2 separate regions of the Homo sapiens genome follow, and region 2 is linked to region 1. A link is a contact called in ENCODE Hi-C data. All regions are on one chromosome and are shown on one strand. The core of a region is the stretch at or near the end of the contact, and the rest is flanking DNA. Distances in the headings are between cores, read along the strand shown. Region 1 holds the start of ARL13B (ARF like GTPase 13B). Region 2 holds the start of DCBLD2 (discoidin, CUB and LCCL domain containing 2).

Region 1 (2,828 bases), core at 143-2,642:
CAGTTAGGAGCTAATAATGGGGAAGAATCTCTAGTTTCATTTAAAGTTACTTTTTTTCCAATCTAGACATGTATTTTCTGTTATAATGTGTAAGTGTAGCTTTTCAGATTCATTCTTTAAAGGATAGTTCATTCTCATGGCAAATATACTTAAAATGTTAACAATTTAAAAAAAAAAACAACTTTGCTTTATCTTACCCTTGGCCCAATTCCAGACTAGAACTATGTGAAGTCAACATTATTTGTGTAACAAACACAAGATCTCTTTATAGGTTAGGCCTCAGTTTCAAAAGCATCAATTTCACTGATTATTTCCTAAGACAGTGCCTGGCACAAGGTATTGTCTTAATAAATATTTTTTGAATGAATGAATATCAAGTAACAGGTACTAATTATTAATACTTCCAGCATTTCAAAATGAAATGTTAAAAAGTGGACCCTTTCAATTAAAAGGTTTTACTAGAGACCGTATAAAAATTGGAAGCTACATTACAGTTAAGAAAACACTATCACTTGTTCTCATTGAATACAATATTTCTAAAGCAGAGTATTATCACTCTCATTTAATATTTAAGAAAGGTGGGGCCAAAATGGTTGAGTCATGTAATTATTAAGTAGTGGAGCCAGATTTCAAGCCCACGTCCTCAAATACAACTGTGTGGAGGTGTGACTTGGAATGGAATGTGCGGATATTATGAAAACTATATTCCATGTCCCCCTCTTTTTAAAAGAATTTCCATTACAAAAGCTTCAGAGGAAAAACACACAATGGATAGTTTTCAATTCCACACACACACACACACACACACACACACACACACTTTTTAACAAATTCAAACCTATTTAAAATATAACAACGGTAAGCATTGTCAATCGCAACAGAAAGTCGACCAGACAACAAGGCTACATCCTCCAATCTCTCCCTCCCGGGACACCCTGGGAATGAAAGCATCCCTTGCGGCCTGGGATAGACTCGTCCAGGCGCGGGGAAAAGGCGGCGCCTCGCCCCTGGGGCGCAGCCATCTCCAACCCCTAGGACGGCCAGGACAGCTGGCTCCAGCCTACCTGACAGGCTCCCGCCACCGCTTGAACCAGCCGCAGCAACTGGCCATCAGACTGAACATCCCGGGTCGCTCCTCCCACCACTTCCCATCCGAGCCCGGAGCGGACACCGGCACCCCGCTCTTCCCCGGGGGCCTCCGGCACTCCGAGACGCCCCTAAAGTGGATAAGTCGGGAGGAAAAGCCGGGAGGGAAGTGAAGGCGGCCGGCCCGAGCACTAAGCCTTGCTAACCGCGTGGGTCCGCGACGACTGCCCTCTTAGCCAAGGAACAACCTGACCAAAGACGCAGATACACCGTAGCCGAGTTAGCGGGACCCGGCTAAAGAAAAGCCCCGCGTCGACGTGCTGACGTTACTTCGAGGCGCGGAAGGCGTTCCCCAGGCAACGCCCGTACTGCGCTCGCCCAATCATCGGTTGAGGTCCTGAGGTAGAGGCCTCTGAGTGGCTGAAGAGTCCTGGCTACCCGCCCCTGCGCGAGACTAGGAAAAGAGAAAGGGGAGTACTCTATAAGAAGGAGGCGGAGCTCGAGGTAGCTCGTTCTCGTAACTAGGCAACCGGAGCGTCCGGAGATAAGCTGGAGGATCCGGGACAAATCTCCAGCAAGGCCTATCTTTATACCTACATAAAATGTGTTGCCAATCCACGGTGCTGTTCCTTTCCTTTCTCCAGTGTCCCCAACTGAGATTCAGAGATCTCAGGTCTTGTGCATGGGTTTTTCTTTTTCTTTCTTTCTTTTTTCTTGTTTTTTGTTTGTTTGTTTTTTGCTCAGGGATGGGGACCCTCTAGAATTCTGGCCGACTTAGGCAGCATGACTACAGGAACAATACACTGGGGCAATTCTTGTAAGTTAAAGACAAGGGGGAAATTCGCTTGCTAAATTTTCTCAGTAGTTCAGATGAGAGTGAAGCCTTAATCTCTAAAACGTTTATTACTGTTACATATGTGAAACGGAATTGTATGATATTTGTTGTAGGGGGGATTGTGATTACAAAAGAAAAATGCATTTCTTGTAGAAAATGTGAAAAATACTAAAAAGAAACAAGATGAAGAAAATGAGATCTCACAGGAGCTCTCAAAGATAACCATTTGGGGCCGGGCGCGGTGGCTCACGCCTGTAATCCCAGCACTTTGTGAGGCCGAGGCGGGCGGATCACGAGGCCAGGTGATCTAGACCATCCTGGCTAACATGGTGAAACCCCGTCTCTAGTAAAAATACAAAAAAAAAAAAACAAAAAAAAACAAAAACGGGTGTGGTGGCACGCGCCTGTAGTCCCAGCTACGCTGGAGACTGAGGCAGGGGAATTGCTTGAACCCGGGAGGCGGAGGTTGCAGTGAGCCGAGATCGCGCCACTGCACTCCAGTCTGGGCAACAGAGCAAGACTCCGTCTCAAAAATAAATAAATAACCATTTTGATGTATGTTTGTTTCAGGATTTTTAGGTACATAAATTGCTGGCTATTTGGTATCTGCAAGATGAAGATTGTTATCTCTTGACTGTTTTGTAATAGTTTATTTTTTAAAGAGGTATGTAATATTTGCATTTCTTTTATATACTTTGGAGAAAAAGAAATGACAAGGACATTCCTGTAGGGAAAAAATTATGCACAATATGTAGGGATCTGTGTGTCCATTCATTTTCTACTTAAATAAATATTTTCAAATCCTGATGAAAGGATAGAAGGCACTGAGAATCCCAGTGTATTCGCGGGGAATATAATGATTTGAGACTAAGATACATATAGGTTTTAAATTAGTCTCTGTCCTTTA
Region 2 (2,700 bases), core at 1-2,500, 4.9 Mb before region 1:
AGTCCCTTCCATGTTTTTGAATATCACATCTATGTATGACTATGTATACATATGTATATGTATACATGTATGGCTATGTATGACTCCCAGAGCCATAATTTCAAAGCTCTCAATCTGAGCTTTCGACTAAAATATCCATCTGCCTGTTACATAGCTTCACTTATTATCTAAGTTGGCATCTCAAATTCAATACGTCCAAAATTAACTTACTTTCCCACACAACTTGTTCCACCTTAGCAGTTTTTTGTATTTGCTAATGACACCATTGTCCTTTCAGGGACTGCTGTTAAAAACATCCTACATGGCCACTCTCTTCTAAAATAAATCACTGCGTAGACCTCTGCATTCCTCTTTCCTAAAATTCTTTTTGTCGTTCCATAGGCTTACAGTCTCCATCAAACTGCTTGTGACTCTAATTAGCACTTACTTCATTCTGACTTGCATGCTATATTTCCATCTCTGTTCCACATTTCAAGATTTCTGTAGATAGACAGCAGGTGCTCAACAACTCCTTGTAGAATGGCTGCATGAAGGTTGGGATGTTAGGTTTAAATTGCCTTTGCGGCACGGATCTTGTTTTACACTTTTTTGTCCCCCACCCCCCGCCATAAAAAGAGCAGAGAAAACAGGGAACACATATATTAAAAACTGAACACTGCATCTATTATTCTAACTCGGAGCTGTTGCAACAACTGGCGGCAGTTTTAACAAAACAAGCCACGCTCTGCCATTAAAAAAAAAAAAAAAGTCCCTTAGACTCAGCTCCCAGCTAAAACAACCCAGGATCCAGGTTTCCCACCCCCTTCCAGTGGTCTGATGTGCGTCGGAGGAGCGAGGAGAAAGGAGCAAGGAGCAAGCTGGGCCTGAGGAGCAGGGAGCGCGGGATGGGGGACGTCCCGGAAGTCACTGACGAGCTGGCTGCCGCCTCTGCGGGATCAGTTTGGGCTGAGGGCCCAACAATAACAGGCGCCCGGGCCGGGCGGGGGCCGCGGGGATCCGAAGCTGGAGGGCGGGACCTGGATTGGAGGAGGCGGGTGGGACGCCTCCAAAGGCCGAAGGGGATTGGAAGAGGGAGGTAAGGGGCGGTGGAGCTCGAGGAATGGGCCGGAGAACTAGCGGGTCGAGCGAGGAGCGAGCATGCTGATTGGGTTTCGCGGAAGGAGACGGACCAGAGCTGGCCGAGGATTGGCCGCGGTGCCTAGGGGGCGTGGCCGGCGCGCGCGAGAGGGAGCGCGAGGGAGCTGGCTGCGGGCCTGCCTGCCAGCTAGCCGGAGCCGCGGGTGAGCGCGGCGAGCGGCGACCCTGGTGAGGAGCGCGGCGCGGGAGGCACGTTCCTTAGCTCCGCCGCGGCCGTCCTCCGCGGCTCGAGGACTCCGCTTCCTTCCCTCCCCTCCCCTGCGCTCCGGCCTGGGGTCTCGGCGCGGGGAGCGGAGGGAAGGGACGAAGGAGGAGTAGGTGAAAGCGGGGTGAGGGGCGGAAGGGTCCCGGCGCGGGGTGAGGCGAGGGCTGCCTCTTGTTCTCCCGCCGCTGCCGCCGTCTCCTGGTCGGGTGCCGCGGCCAGAGGCGCGCGGGGCTGCCGAGGCACCCGCACTATGCAGGCAGACTGCCGGCCGCCGCGATGGCGAGCCGGGCGGTGGTGAGAGCCAGGCGCTGCCCGCAGTGTCCCCAAGTCCGGGCCGCGGCCGCCGCCCCCGCCTGGGCCGCGCTCCCCCTCTCCCGCTCCCTCCCTCCCTGCTCCAACTCCTCCTCCTTCTCCATGCCTCTGTTCCTCCTGCTCTTACTTGTCCTGCTCCTGCTGCTCGAGGACGCTGGAGCCCAGCAAGGTGAGTGGTCCCAGGGGAGTGAGCGGCGGGGGAACCTCCGTCGGGGCTGCGGGTCTCTTGGCCCCTGAACAAATCTGCAGACGCTGCAGGGAGGCGCGGTGCGCTTTCGTGCGTGGCCGGACCTGGCTGGGTACTCACGGGGTTGAGTTGCAAAGGCAAGGTCTTGCCCGTCTGTCCCCCAAGTTGGCGCGGCTTTACTTTTTGGCAAGGCCATTTATTTTTCTGAAAGGGGGACGTGAGACCCTGCTATGAAAGCCTCGTTGATATTAGGTCCTTCTGGGGAAAATTTTGGGGAGGAAAAAGAACCTTTGGAGGTAATGACCCCTAAAGTTAAGCTGCACGGATGGATGGACACTGTAGGAAGGCAGGTTAATTAAATAGCATCTTAAGCCTATTAAAGGTAAGTGGTGGTAATTATGATCCTTTGTGAAAGAGCCCGGGTTCTGAAGCGAATGGAATAGTTTCTGCTTATCTCTGAGTCTTGGATTCAGAACATGTTCTTTACAATCCATCATTGAGGCTGGTGGTCTAGACTGCCTTGGTCAAACACTGGGTCTGACCCAACGCTATGCTAATTTGCCCAAGTGAAGCTCTCCACATTAAAAAGGTAAGCCTTTCCAGAAAGTGACAAAACTTTTTTTTTTTTCCACCTACAATCCTTGAAAAACCTGTTCCAGAAACAGGCAAAACTGTTTATTAAATACTTATCATAATGGAAGGAGAATGCAGGGTGATTTCTTTTCCCCTTTAGTACTGTTTTCCCGTAGTGTACCACACTTTTTGAATCAGTTTGGCATCAGTTTTTGAAAAGATATTTCCATTGCATTTTCCATTTTATTGCAGTGGGAAGGATAAGGATTGGATTGTTACTTATTGC

What was found. Hi-C counts contacts between places; a loop is a spot of excess contacts on that map. Pooled maps may share reads with other maps.
Region 2: a map of naive thymus-derived CD4-positive, alpha-beta T cell shows a loop between it and region 1 (20-fold over the local background). The contact joins the promoter of DCBLD2 here to the promoter of ARL13B in region 1. A Hi-C loop is called at or near these places in 1 of 168 maps with a recorded cell type or tissue (naive thymus-derived CD4-positive, alpha-beta T cell) and 10 of 50 pooled maps.

Annotation. Positions count from the first base shown.
Region 1 is chr3:93,978,719-93,981,546 of GRCh38, reverse strand. ARL13B (ARF like GTPase 13B) reads right to left here and starts at 1,392. Exons shown (of 10, transcript NM_001174150.2): 1 at 1,065-1,392. The coding sequence starts at 1,123. RefSeq lists enhancers at 1,225-1,354, 1,625-1,784.
Region 2 is chr3:98,900,245-98,902,944 of GRCh38, reverse strand. DCBLD2 (discoidin, CUB and LCCL domain containing 2) reads left to right here and starts at 1,250. Exons shown (of 16, transcript NM_080927.4): 1 at 1,250-1,823. The coding sequence starts at 1,619. It overlaps LOC105374002 (a long non-coding RNA gene), which reads right to left and starts at 931. Exons shown (of 2, transcript NR_189121.1): 1 at 428-931. RefSeq lists silencers at 932-981, 1,122-1,811 and enhancers at 919-1,634, 1,635-2,351.